Linked DNA regions of Homo sapiens: region 2 is linked to region 1. Evidence: chromatin contacts called from ENCODE Hi-C or POLR2A ChIA-PET data. All regions are on one chromosome and are shown on one strand. Each heading gives the region's core, a stretch centred on a gene start or an enhancer-like site at or near the end of the contact. The rest is flanking DNA. Distances are from core to core; before and after follow the strand shown.

Evidence for each region. Hi-C counts contacts between places; a loop is a spot of excess contacts on that map. ChIA-PET counts read pairs that join two places held with the same protein, here RNA polymerase II (POLR2A). Pooled maps may share reads with other maps.
Region 2: a map of Right ventricle myocardium inferior shows a loop between it and region 1 (9-fold over the local background). The contact joins the enhancer-like site here to the promoter of DET1 in region 1. A Hi-C loop is called at or near these places in 8 of 168 maps with a recorded cell type or tissue (KBM-7, Right ventricle myocardium inferior, dorsolateral prefrontal cortex and 4 more), 2 of 37 single-sample maps with no recorded cell type and 11 of 50 pooled maps. POLR2A ChIA-PET finds 5 or more read pairs at or near these places in 2 of 52 experiments (OCI-LY7 and WTC11).

What each region holds. Positions count from the first base shown.
Region 1 is chr15:88,544,074-88,551,292 of GRCh38, forward strand. It overlaps DET1 (DET1 partner of COP1 E3 ubiquitin ligase), which reads right to left and starts at 2,608. Exons shown (of 5, transcript NM_001144074.3): 1 at 2,467-2,608. It overlaps LOC124903547 (a long non-coding RNA gene), which reads left to right and starts at 2,512. Exons shown (of 2, transcript XR_007064748.1): 1 at 2,512-2,768; 2 at 2,887-3,260. RefSeq lists a silencer at 2,412-2,771 and an enhancer at 3,338-4,212.
Region 2 is chr15:88,493,336-88,500,554 of GRCh38, forward strand. No RefSeq gene overlaps it. Among named protein-coding and RNA genes, the nearest start is that of MRPS11, 29 kb to the left of the region's middle. RefSeq lists an enhancer at 3,344-3,844. Within about 2 kb of position 3,901, at least 2 of the 41 ENCODE cell types and tissues checked have a DNase peak (open chromatin) inside an H3K27ac peak, as active enhancers do; they include heart right ventricle, where a contact is called at or near this core.

The sequences.
Region 1 (7,219 bases), core at 1,358-3,857:
AGTTCCTACTCAATAAAATCATCCCTCAATATGGGCTGCCTGCTGCCGCAGGGTGATAATACACCTGCCTTCACCTCGTCCATAGCTCAGTGGGTCAGTTAGGCGTTAAACATTCAGTGGAAGCTCCATTGTGCCTATCGACCCCAGAGCTCTGGGCAGGTAGAACACATGAACCGCACCCTAAAAAGACACTCTTACAAAATTAATTTTAAAAACCGGTAAAAATTGGGTAAGTCTCCTTCCTTTAGCCCTACTTAGAGTAAGGTGCACCCTTTATCAGGCTAGGTTCTCACCTTTTAAAATCATGTATGGGAGGGCGCCGCCTATCTTGCTTAAGCTAAGAGATGCCCAACTGGCAGAAATATCACAAGCTAATTTATTACAGTACCTACAATCTCCCCAACAGGTACAAGATATCACCCTGCCACTTGTTCAAGGAAACCATCCCAATCCAATTCCTAACCAGACGGGGTCCTGCCATTCGTTCCAGCCAGGAGAACTAGTGTTTGTTAAAAAGTTTCAGAAACAAGGACTCACTCCTGCTTTGAAAAGACTTCACACCGTCATCCTCACGCCAATGGCTCTGAAGGTGGATGGCATTCCTGCTTAGATTCATCACTCCTGCATCAAAAAGGCCAACAGAGCCCTACTAAAAACAGGGGTCCCCAGGCCTCGGTCAGGCCCCTTCTAAAACTGTGCCTAAGTCAGGACGTGTATTTGCAAACACCACTTGGAGGGCCGGTACCTCTAAGGAAGTCTCCTTTGCAGTTGATTTTATGTATACTGTTCCCAAAGCCAGCCTGTACCCACGAAGAGCAACACAATCTGCTTGTCCCAAAAGCAGGAAGTGTCGACCTTGTAGCAGGATTTGGGTGCTCTGGGAGCCAAACTGGATGTGTGGAAGTGCCAAAGGTGCAGAAAAAGAACTCCAAAATGTTGACTTTTACCTCTGTCCTGGGAATCACCCTGACGCTAGCTGTCGAGATACTTATCAGTTTTTCTGCCCTGATTGGACATGTGTAAACTTAGCCACCTACTCTGGGGGATCAACCAGATCTTCATTCGGTAACTCGTGCTTCTCATCCTAAATTATGTACTAAAAAAAAAATTGTAATCCTCTTACAATAATATTACGGCATGTCATGGAAATTAACATTTTATATTCCAGGATTTGATGTTGGGACTATGTTCACCATCCAAAATAAATAAATAAATAATAGAAATAAAAATCCTGGTCTCATGGAGCCCACCCAAGCCAATCGGGCCTTTAACTGCTCTAGGTGACCCTATGTTCCAGAAACCCCCTGACAAAGTTGATTTAACTGTTCCTCCACCATTCTTAGTCATAAAAGATACCCTCCAAAAAGTTCGAGAATATCTAGATAGGCAACAACAGGAACGAGAAAATAACATCCCCTGGTATCAAAACATGTTCCACTGGAACCCCTGGCTAACTACTTTAATCACTGGGTTAGCTGGACCTCTCCTCATCATACTATTAAGTTTAATTTTTAGGCCTTGTATATTAAATTGGTTTCTTAATTTTGTAAAACAATGCATAGCTTCTGTCAAACTTATGTATCTTAAGACTCCCCTTGTTAAAACTGAGGAATCAATGATTTGATTCCCCAAAAACACAAGTGGGGAATGTAATGCCCAACCTGGTTTTTACTAACTCTGTTTTTAGACTCTCCCTTAGCTAAGAGAGCCAGACAGACTCCATCTTGGCTCTTTCACTGGCAGCCCCTTCCTCAAGGACTTAACTTGTGCAAGCTGACTCCCAGCACATCCAAGAATGCAATTAACTGATAAGATACTGTGGCAAGCTATATCCACAGTCCCCAAGAATTCATCTGATTGATAACACCCAAAGCCCCACGTCTATCACCTTGTAATAGTCATAAAGCCCCTGCACCTGGAACTGTTTACTTTCCTGTAACCATTTATCCTTTTAACTTTTTGACTACCTAACTTCTGTAAAATTGTTTTAACTAGACCCCCCCTCCCCTTCCTAAACCAAGGTATAAAAGTTAATCAAGCCCCTTCCTCAGGGCCGAGAGAATTTTGAGCGTTAGCGGTCTCTCGGTCACCGGCTAATAAAGGACTCTTAATTCGTCTCAAAGTGTGGCGTTTTCTCTAACACCCCTGGGTACAACACACTAACTCACTGTGTGGTACTAAGTCCTTTACCCTTGCTGGGTCTCAGTTTCCCTATGGGAGAAGGTGCACATGTCCCTCAATTCCTTGCGACGGCCTCTAAACCAGAAGGGGATGCCAAGGGGCGGGCACACATACCCAAAAGGGCGCCCCCGGAAAGAAAAGCCTGGGGCGGGGCCTCAAAGGGAAGAGAATGCTGAGGGAGGGCGGGGGCCGCGGGGCCTCTGGGCATCAGCGTCATGCAGGGAGGAGCCTGCCGGGGAGGGTCTGACGGGCTTGGAGGCTGGGCCAAAAATGGTAAGTCCTCACCTGTCTGGTCCGGGCTCAAAGAGCCAGGGCGAGGGATGCCCCAGCCTGTTCTGTGCGCGCCTCCCCCTGCCCCGCCCCCGCCATGCCCCAGGACTCCTGCACCCGCGGCTGCACGTTCCCGTTTCCGCCAGCCACCGGAACTGCGGCCCAGCAAAAAGGGAAGTAGGGGAGAGCACGGCACTGTTCAGCCAACACTAAGAGACAGGTACAGCGCACCCTTGTGCCCGGAGGAAGGATCGAAGCCGTAGAGGCTCCATGGCTCCGAAGGAAAAATTAAAATGGCACCTAACCTGGCAATCTCTGTGAGTCCCAATGGCAGTGTCTCTGCACCTGCTGGGCACATTTGAAAAAATATGAATAGAATTAATTTTTCACCTATTGATTAGATGCTGAGAAACTTCCTACTCTGTTATCTTCTAGATGGCGAGCACCTTGAAGACTGAGATTGTATTGATCATCTCTGACTAACAGGGAATTTGCCTTGCTAGTTTTAAGATGGAGTTGATTTTAAAATGATGTCACTCTGGCTCTCGTAGGCTCCTGCTTCCCTAACAAAAAGACCTTCAACATCATTAATTATCAGAGAAATGCAAATCAAAACAATGAGATACTACTTCATACCCCTTAGGATGGCTATAATATCTTTAAAAGGAAGATATCACATACTGGTGAGGAGGTGGAGAAATCAAAAGCCTCATACACTGCTGCTGGGATGGGTGCAGTCACTTTCATGGGCGTCCGTGTGAAGAGACCACCAAACAGGCTTTGTGTGAGCAATAAAGCTGTTTATTTCACCTGGGTGCAGGTGGGCTGAGTCCGAAAAGAGAGTCAGCGAAGGGAGATAAGGGTGGGGCTGTTTTATAGGATTTGGGTAGGTAAAGGAAAATTACAGTCAAAGGGGGCTTGTTCTCTCACGGGCAGGAGTGGGGGTCGCAAGGTGCTCAGTGGGGGTGCTTTTTGAGCCAGAATGAGCTAGGAAAAGGACTTTTACAAGGTAATGTCATCACTTAAGGCAAGGACCGGTCATTTACACTTCTTTTGTGGTGGAATGTCATCAGTTAAGGTGGGGCAGGGCATACTCACTTCTTTTGTGATTCTTCACTTATTTCAGGCCATCTGGGCTTATATGTGCAAGTCACAAGGGATGCGATGGCTTGGCTTGGGCTCAAAGGCCTGACATTCCTGCCTTCTTATATTAATAAGAAAAATAAAAATAGTGTTGAAGTGTTGGGGCGGCAAAAATTTTTGGGGGGTGGTATGGAGAGAGAATGAGCGATGTTTCTCAGGGCTGCCTCAAGCGGGATTAGGGGTGGCGTGGGAACCTAGAGTGGGAGAGATTAAGCTGAAGGGAGGTCTTGTGGTAAGGGGTGATATTGTGGGGATGTTAGAAGAAACATTTGTCATATAGAATGATTGGTGATGGCCTGGATATGGTTTTGGATGAATTGAGAAACCAAATGGAATAACAAAAGGAGAAAAACAGGTATAAAAGGTCTAAGAATTGGGATGACTCAGGATATCTGATTAGAGAGTGCCTAAGGAGATTCAGCATAGTCCTGCCAGCAAAGATTATTTATTTACTTCAAGAGTTAAGAGTGGCAGTTTGTGGATAGCACCTGGAGATATCAGCTGTGATGGCTTAGAAAAACAATGTAAACAAGAGCAGGGCAGTGTAAACAAGAGCAGGGCATGTATGAGTAGTTGAGAACGGTGAATAGGAGTATGACTAGACAGAAGATAGCAGGGATGACAAGTTTTTTTGGGGCACAGTCTAAGTTGGTCTGGTGTCTGGAATAAGACTGGGGCCTAATAAAAAGGAGCATCTATACAGGAGCTTAAATGGGCTGTACCCTGTAGCATTCTGAGGACAGGCCTGAATTCTGAGAAGGGAAAGTGGTAAAAGTATTGTCCAGTCCTTTTTAAGTTGGTGGCTGAGCTTGGAGAGGTGTGTTTTTAAAAGACCTTTAGTCCATTCTACTTTTCTTGAAGACGGAGGACTGTAAGGGATATAAAGGTTTCACTGAATACTAAGAGCCTGAAAAACTGCTTGGCTGATTTGACTAATAAAGGCTCGTCTGTTATCAGACTGTATTGAGGTGGGAAGGCTAAACTGAGGAATTATGTCTGACAGAAGGGAAGAAATGACTGCGGTGGCCTTCTCGGACCCTGTAGGAAATGCCTCTACCTATCCAGTGAAAGTGTCTACCTGAACTAAGAGGTATTTTAGTTATCTGACTCAGGGCATGTTGAGTAAAGCTAAGTTGCCAGTCCTGGGTGGGGCAAATCCTCGAGCTTGATGTGTAGGGAAGGGAGGGGGCCTGAATAATCACTGAGGAGTAGTAGAAAAGCAGATGGAACACTGAGAAATTATTTCCTTGAGGATAGATTTCCACGATGGAAATGAAATGAGAGGTTCTAAGAGGTGGGCTAGTGGCTTGTACTATAGCATAACCTGCCTTTGCTGGTGTGTGGCGATTAGGCCTGGTGGAACCACCTTCAATAAATCAAGCGTGATCAGGGTGAGGAACAGGAAAGAAGGAAATTTGGGGAAATGGGGTGAATGTCAGGTGGATCAGAGAGATACAGTCATGGGGGTCAGGTGTGGTATCAGGAATAATGTGGGAGGCCGGATTGAAGTCTGGGCCAGGAACAATGGTAATTGTGGGAGACTCAACAAAGAGTGAGTACAGCTGAAGGAGCCAGGAAGCAGAAAGCATATGCGTCAGGTATGAGGAAGAAAATAGATTTTGGAAGTTACGAGAACTGTAGAGAGTGAGTTGAGCATAGTTTTTGATTTTGAGGGCTTCTAAAAGTATTAGGGCAGCAGCAGTGGCTGCATGGAGACATCATGGCCAGCCTAAAACAGTAAGGTCAAGTTGTTTGGACAAAAAGGCTACAGGATGCGATCCTGGTCCTTATGTAAGAATTCCAACTGCACAGCCCTGCACTTCAGCTGTGTGGAATGAAAAGGGTTGGGATGAGTCAGGGAGAGCTAGAGTGGGGCAGTTTCTAAAGCTGTCTTCAAGGAACGGAAAGAGGAGTGGGGAAAGGATTTAGGATCTATGGGGTCAGCTAGGTTTCCTTTTGTGAGCTTATATAATGGTTTTGTTAGGATGGCAAAACCAGGTATCCAAAGGTGAAAGTATCCAACCATGCCCAGGAAGGAAAGGAGTTGTTGTTTTGTAGAAGGGGTTGGGGTTTGAGAGATCAGTCGGACATGATTGGCAGGGAGAGCACGTGTGTTTTTATGAGAATTATGCCAAGATAGGTAACAGATGAGGAAGAAATTTGGGCTTGATTGAAGTAATGGGGGCTGTCTGTGAAGCTTTGCGGCAGTACAGCCTAGGTAATTTGCTGAGCTTGATGGGTGTCAGGGTCAGTCCAAGTGAAAGCGAAGAGAGGCTGGGATTAAGGATGCAAAGGAATAGTAAAGAAAGCATGTTTGAGATCTAGAACAGAATAATGGGTTGTAGAGGCAGGTACTGAGGATAGGAGAGTATATGGGTTTGGCACCATGGGGTGGATAGGCAAAACAATTTTGTTGATAAGGTGCAGATCCTGAACTAACTTGTAAGGCTTGTCTGGTTTTAGGACAGGTAAAATGGGGGAATTGTAAGGAGAGTTTATAGGTTCTAAAAGGCTATGTTGTAGCAGGCGAGTGATAACAGGCTTTAATCTTTTTAAAGCATGCTTCGGGGTGGAATATTGGCACTGAGTGGGGTAAGGGTGATTAGGTTTTAATGAGATGGTAAGGGGTGCATGATCGGTTGCCAAGGAGGGAGTAGTCGTATCTTATACTTGTGGGTTAAGGTGGGGGATACAAGAGGAGGATGCAAAGGAGGCTTTGGATTGGGAAGAAGGGAGGCAATGAGATATAGCTGTAGTCCAGGAATAGTCAGGGAAGCAGATAATTTAGTTAAAGTGTCTCAGCCTAATAAGGGAACTGGGCAGGTGGGGATAACTAAAAAGGAGTGCTTAAAAGAGTATTGTCTAAGTTGGCACCAGAGTTGGGGAGTTTTAAGAGGTTTAGAAGCCTGGCCGTCAATACCCACAACAGTTATGGAGGCAAAGGAAACAGGCCCTTGAAAAGAAGGTAATGTGTAGTGGGTAGCCTCCATATTGATTAAGAAGGGGACGGGCTTACCTTCCACTGTGAGAGTTACCCAAAGCTCGGCATCCATGATGGTCTAGGGGGCTTCTGAGGCGATCGGACACTGTCAGTCTTCAGCCGCTAAGCCGAGAAGATCTGGGAAGGAGTCAGTCAGAGAGCCTTGGGCCAGAGTTCCAGGGGCTCTGGGAGTGGCTGCCAGGTAAGTTGAACAGTCCGATTTTCAGTGGGGTCCCACACAGGTGGGACGCAGCTTAGGAGGAATCCCAGGCTGCGGGCATTCCTTGGCCCAGTGGCCAGATTTCCAGCACGTGTAGCAAGCTCCTGTGGGAGGAGGTTCTGGAGGAATGCCTGGCCGCTGCACTTCAGGTGTTTGGAAGTTCTTATGTGCTGGAGATGTGGCTGGGGTTTGTCTCGCAGTGGAGGCAAGGAATTGCAACTTTTTTCTATTATTGTACACCTTGAAGGCGAGGTTAATTAAATCCTCTTGTGGGGTTTCAGGGCCGGAATTTAATTTTTGGAGCTTTATTTAATGACGGGAGCAGATTGGGTAATAAAATGTATTTTGAGAATAAGACGGCCTTTTGACCTTTTAGGGTCTAGGGCTGTAAAGTGTCTCAGGATTGCTGCCAAACAAGTCATGAA
Region 2 (7,219 bases), core at 2,651-5,150, 49 kb before region 1:
GTATTCTGAAAAGGGGTCACTAAGAAATCCCGGCATTTCATCCACCTCAGGGTGTTACCATATATTCCTCTGGCTCCAAATTACTCAAATATTTACTTTATGGTTGTATTATTTTGAATGTATTGTTGAGAGCAGCATCTAATTCTTTGTGAAATGAGGCAGGAAACAGAAGGCAGACATAACAAATGAAATCAGCAGACTCAAATCACGGGGGATGTAGAAAACACGGAAGAAGGAGAATTTAGAGGAGGGGAGGAGAGAGATCACTGACTTCAGGTGCCAGCTACAGGCCCATTGTCCTGGTTTACATCTTCCTTTCTAGAAGGGAGGTTACAGGGGGTTCTCTGATAACTTATAAAATCTTTCGCTCTCCCAGCTCTTCAGATTAGGAGACACTTGCTGGGTGAACCGCCTGGCCATCGAGAGGTGGGAGATTCCATGGCCTTAGTAATGGTTGTGTCGCATCCCGCTGCCGTGGGGATGGAGATTAGCAAGCCCCAAGCATCCAGGACTCAGAGTTGCGGGAAGGGCCAGGCAGAAGGGCCCGCCGTGCGTCTCCTCCACCCAGTGGTCCCTGAGGTTGCTGGGTACACTTAATCCCACTGTCACCACGCACTCACCACAGGGGCACACAGGCAGCTCTCCCCTGCAAACAGCAGCTGGTCAGGGCTGGGCTCCACGGCTGCCCATCTGCCGCCCCCTCTCCTAGATGCGAGGATGTCTCTAAGACAGGCCTTATCCCTCGGAGCATCTCATTCAGTTCCTTCTGGTTTGGATCTGTGGCTCAGATGGGGATTTTCCCTCCTTCCCACATGGCTGGCCACCTGCATGCAGTGTGAGTTCCAGATAAACCGTCTGTCCTTCCCTACCCCATACCCTTCCCCAGTGCCTCATGTAGCAGGGTAAAGATGACTGAGCTGCAGACCTAAGTCTTTTTTTTTTTTTTTTTTTTTTGAGACGGAGTCTCGCTCTGTTGCCCAGGCAGGAGTGCAGTGGCGGGATCTCCACTCACTGTAAGCTCCACCTCCCGGGTTCATGCCATTCTCCTGCCTCAGCCTCCTGAGTAGCTGGGACTACAGGCACCTGCCACCACACCCGGCTAATTTTTTTTTTTTTTTTTTTGTATTTTTAGTAGAGACGAGGTTTCACCATGTTTGCCAGGATGGTCTCGATCTCCTGACCTCATGATCCGCCCACCTCAGCCTCCCAAAGTGCTGGGATTACAGGCATGAGCCACCACGCCTGGCCTGAAGTCTAAGTTTGAATTCTGGCTCCAGCTTTGTGACTTTCAGAAGATTACTTACTTTCTCTGTGCCTGAATTCCTTATCTGTAAGATGAAGACAGTAACAATAGGCATTTCAGAGAGTTGAGTGGATCATAATTGACACACACAAAGAATTTTAGCACAGTGTCTGGTTCAAGTGCCCAAGAAGTGCTCACTGTTTTTAGCTCCCCTGCACTCCCCCTGGATGGGGCTTATAGATGCCTGCTTTAACTCAGGGCCTTCAGCTCCTCTGTTTGCACTCTAAGGAGGCCCAAAGGAATAGCTTTAGAACCCTCTTCAGAAAGTGTCCTGAAAACTATGAACGGACCTTAAGGATCTAGCGGCAAGACTATAAAATGAAAGGCCTGCACGCTAACTGTGACCCTGTCAGTGACTCCCTTGTCCTTGTTCTCTTACTGGTTTCCCAGTCTATGCAGTGGGAATCCTTTTGCCTAACCCTCATCACTCCAGCAGTAGAATAATTTTTTATGCTGTTTCCAGATGTGATCTGGAAAACTCAACCTTGGTACTAAAATACTAGTATCTGGGGGCTGCTGCCCTACAAAGGGAGCTCCCCCAGGATATCTGTGTTGCACAGCTGGCTCCAGAAGTCTGGCACAGGTGGGCTGATTGGCAGAGCCTCAGCAGCAATGCCCCTGTGAGGGAGGCTGGCCTTTGCTTCCAGTTAGAACTCAGAAAGTGTAGGACCACACAAACCCAGAAAGAGGTTCAAATGCTATGGGAACCAATCAAATGACAACGTCACTCAAAGGGTCTGAAAAATAGAACCATGGGGGTGAGCCCACTGAAGTCACTGTATGGGTGAACCAAGGCCCTGGACTGGAAACTGCTGGGAGCCTGTGAATTAGGTGGCCTCGGAGACCTTGCAAGCACTACTTCAGTGTGAGGTTGCAGTGTAAGTCTGCCTGCAGTTCTGTGCTACCTGCAGCACTGAGTGGCCACAGCCCAGCCACTCTTTTGTATTTTCTGAGGAAGGTGTGGAGAGAACACAGCCCTCCACCGTCTTCCTCTGCACTTCCACCCCCAAGCCAGAATCCTGTTGTCCTGTGGCTCACACAATATAAAAAACACACACCTAGAAGGTGTCTGCAGGCTGAGACAGGCCGATGTTGCCAGCACAGCAGGAGAATTGAGAGGTGGTAGCTTCCTATTTTCACTTCATCAATAAGCAGCAGCTGGAATGGAAGCCAGACCAAAGGCTGTCATCTCCTATAGTCTCTCCAGAAATGGAAAAAGCTAGTACTTTCTCACCATGGGTAGAATGACTTGAAAATGCCAAATTAACCCTTCAAACATGCACTTGTGCCCAGCCTGACTGAAGGAGAGGCTCTCTGGAGAGGGCAGCCTAGCCTGGCACTTGACAAGTGCTTTCTGTTGTGGATGGCTCACTACATATTAGACCCTGGCCAGACATGAAGTCTCTCATTTCATCCTCAAAACCACACTCAGCAGTCAGTATTATTATGCCTGTTTACAGATGAAGAAACTGAGGCTGAGACAATACAGCAGGGTCAGAGAGCTGAGGAAGCATGGAGTCAGAATTCTAGAGACCAAATCTTAGGCAACTCACCAGCCTCCCTCCCTTGGTGAGTGTGATGAATTCTGTCCCTCCGGCACTCTCCCTCTCTCGCTCCTACTCCCCTCCCCTCTGCTTCATCTGGGCATTGGGTCACAGAACTCCTCTGCCTCAGGTTTGCAGGGGTCCTCGCCTCCTTCACTATCCAACCTGGCCCCAAAGACAGCATGTGCTCATGACAACAGCTCAGGCTTCAGAATCAGACTCGATTCAAATCCTGATTTTACATCCACCATGTGTGTTATTTAGGGCAAGTCTCTGAGCCTCAATGTTCTCATCTGAAAACAGGAATATTATTGTCTCCTTCACAGAGCTGTCGTTTAGATTGACGGAAATGTCTGACGACTCCCTAGGACAGGTGCCCAGAGAGGGCAGCAATGCAGGCACGTGACAGTTCTCAACAGAAGCTTCGGAAGCAGAGACCACGCAAGCTCAAATCCTAACTCTTCCACTCAGTAACTGAGGGCTGGTAACTGAGCGGTCCGGAAACACCTCTTGATTTACTTCATGGGGTTGCTGTGAGGATTTCAGCAGTTAATACAGTGAGAACACCATGCTTGGCACACAGTTACTGCTCAAAACACTCCCCTGGGTGACTCGGTGGCTCTCATGATACCAGTTGCATGCTCTGCCTCTGGCTCCTCAAGCTTGATCTCCAGTCTCAAGGTCTGGCTCTCCAGGTTCATTACCTGCCTCTCCCATGCATGTTCCCACTGGCTATCTTCTCATGAGCACCACAAACCGTGTCCGGCATCTCTCCTTCCCAACTGGCCTCTTCGTGGCTCCCCAGTCTTGGCTGGGCACCATCTTCCCCCACCTGCTGACTCATCCCTGACTTTGTCCTTCCCTTGGTCGCCCGTGTACAACTGCTCACTCTCTATATCATGCCCATCCATCGCATCCTCCCCATCCCTTGACCACTGCCAACCCACCAGCACTCCTGACCATCCACCCTGGGGCACAGGGCACTGAGGCCTGGTCAGGTGTAGAGGGGACGGTACCCTAGGCTGGGACAGGCCACGTGCGATAGTGCCCAGCACACTGAGAGCTCCGTCTGAGAGGCAGCAGCTTGGACGGAAGCTGAGATCTCTGCCAGCCAGGTTGTCCAACAATAGCTGTCCCTGATTGAGCACTGACTGTGCCAGCACTGTGCCAAGCCTCCGCTGATATTATCAAGTCCAGCTGCCAGTTATAAGAAGCTAGTGAGGGTGGGAGAAGCAGGAACAAAGTGGGCAGAGGAAGCAGTAAGAACGCAGGCTGAATGCAAACAGCAGAGGCCGAACTTAGGGCAGTTTCTGCACCTCTGAAAGTCTGTTCCTCCCTTTCATCAGGTCTCCCTTGCCTACAGGGTGGGAGGGAGGAGTTCAGGAGTCTCCTACGCATAGATGATTTACTTCCTATGTGACTGTAAAGGCCTCTTTTCTAGACCTCCCTGCTTCCTGCATCAAATCCATTCTGTAGCCAGGGTAATCTGAAAACACAAATCTGACAAATGGCTTCACCAATTAAACTCTTCAAGGACTCTCTAAACGCAAAAGCTCAGAAGGCTGACAAGGCTCTTCACGATCTGCTCCCCACTGCCTCCCTGGCCACCCCAATGGGGGCACTTAGCTTTAAGCAAGGTTTTGTTTGCTGGTCCCCAAGCATGCCAAACTCTGTCGTGCCTCCATGCGTCTGTACCTCACTGCCTCTGGCTGGAACACCCTTCTCTTCCCATTCCTCCACCTCTCCCCTGTTGTCATCAGGCTAACTCCTCTCATCCTTCAGAATTTTCACCTCAGGTGATATCTTTGCCAGAAGCCTTCCTCAACCCCCCAGTCTAGGTCAGATACCCAAGGTCTCTGTGCTCCCCCAAACCTTGTGCAACTGTCACCTAATTTCAGTGAATCCCCCCAGCCCATTTACTTGTCTGTCTCTGAACCTGGTCCATAAGCTCAGGGAGTCCAAAGACCACACTGTATTGATCTTTTTAGCCTAGTGCCTAGCTCAGGGCCAGATACTCAAAAGAAACTCAATAAATGTTTGTGGAATGAATGAATAAATACGAGGTGGCCCCTGCAGACACAGCCATGCTCACCATTGTGGCTAGAGAAGGACACAGGAATCTCACACTCAAACAGGGTTGAAGGAGTGAGGAGGGGACTGTGTAAGCTGGAGAGCACACATGCTCAGTCTAAAGGGGGCCCCGATTATTGGCATGTGGGACTGTTAGGCTTCCTGACAGCAACATGAAAAAGCAGGATATTCTTTAAAACTTCAAAACTGCAAACATACCAAATAAAGCATGTCAGTGTGCAGCACCTCATCTCAAGGCCTCCAGTTTGCAACCTCTGCAGAAGCACTTGGGAGGAACCAGCCTGGTCTGAAGTCTAGTCTCTGAGCAGCCATCTCTCAAACCTGGTGAGGAAGGCAAGTTCAGACTCACAGTGGTGGCTGCTTTGGATATCTGCCATCACACTCTCTCTTTCCAAGGGCCCTAGTTAGCCAGTTAGCCAGTCACCTAGGATGAGGCTGAAGCTCCCCTTGCTCCTCTTGCACAAGGTGGTGTGGTGTCAGGGCCTCCGATACCCGCCCTCCCTAGTCCATCCTGAAAGGCAGGCCTCCCAACTGGGGCTGAGGTCATTCCCTCTTCCTCAAAGTCTCTCAGCTGTACCTTAAAATCCCAGTGGACTTTTCCAGGCCATGTTGCTCTGTCTGTGTTATAGCTGGTCACATTCTGTCTGCTCTAATCATGAACCTGAAGGAGAGGAGTGGTGGAGCTCCTGAACCGCTAGTAGGCAGTTCAAGGATCAAGAGGTTCAGTACCACAGCTGGCAGGAATAACAAGTTCAGACCACCCTCTTCTGAAGAATTAGCCCCAGACCCAAGGACACCCCTGCCTCCACCCCAGGCTATGACAGCAGGTGAACTGGCCACCCCCTCGTCTGGAGAGAAAGGGCCCTAGAGCAATCATGTGAGTACTTCATGTTGCTAGGGAGCAACAGGCAGCAGCTGGCTGAGAAATAAGTCGTGTCCTTGGGAAAGCATGTTCCTGGCCACTAATTAAATGCTGCTGCACCATCTCCTCCTTCAGGGAGCTATAGAAATGTGCTGAATTAATGCAGATGGGAGCAGCTGGTTCACAAGCCTGCTAAGCCTCCTCCTGTCTCTGCGCAAAGGAAAGGCTCAGGGGGCAGGAATGAAATTGCTAAACCCCTGGGAGGCTGGTAAAGAAAATCTGGCCTCAGACTACTCAGTTCAACTAGCCCACAGAGTGTCTACCTAATACCACCTCTACTGCTGCAGGTGAATTCATCTGTTAAATACTTTTAAGAAAATCTCATTAAATGCCACTTCTGGGTATATGCCCAAAATAATTGAAAGCAGGCTCTCCAAGAGATAGTTACACATCTATTGTTCATCACAGCACTATTCACAAGAGCCAAGAGGTGGAAGCAACCCAAGTGTCTATTGATGGGTGAATGGATAAACAAAAGGTGGTATCTACCCACAATGGAGTATTATTCAGCCTTAAAAAGGAAGGAAATTCTGACACACGCTACAACATGCATGAACTTTGAAGACATGATGCTAAGTGAAATAAGCCAGTCACAAAAGGACAGATACTAGTGTTCCACTTATATGATTACTAGAGTAATCAAATTCATAGAGACAGAAAGTAGAATGGCGGCTGCCAGGGTCTGTGGGGAGGGAGAACAGGGAGTTGTTGTTTAATGCGTATGGAGTTTCAGCTTCGCAAGATGAAAGTTCTGGAGACTGGTTGCATAACCACCTGAATGTACTTAGCACTACTGAACTCGCAGTGGTATTACACTTGGAAATAGTTACAATGATAAATTTTATGTTTTTTTACTGCAATGAAAAAGATTTTCTTAATTCATGTTCACAGTGAAAAAAAATTACAAAGATAAAGGGAAATGTCTATCTTCCCTCACTTCCATGCCCACTTCCCAGAGAAAACCATTAATAGTCTTCTGCATCCTTTCAAAAGCATTCTATGACTCTACAAGCATGTATGTATTTATATGCAGACTGACTTTAAGTTCAGCACGGTTTAGTTTTTTCTTTACACGAAAAATAGCATCATGCTAAACACAGTTCAACTAATGTCTCAGAGAGCTTTCCAAATCAGTATGTACAAATTTGCCTCATTACTTCTAACAGCTCTATCAGATCCCATTGTATGGCTGTCTGACGATGTATGTAGTCTGTTTTCTACCGATGCACATTTAACAGTTCCCACTTTTTCATAAAAAGTTGCAATGAACATATGTCTTGTTCACATACACAAATGTTTTGCCCTGACACATTTATCATTTTTTTCTTCTGATACCTTTGGTATTGACACATAGAGTTA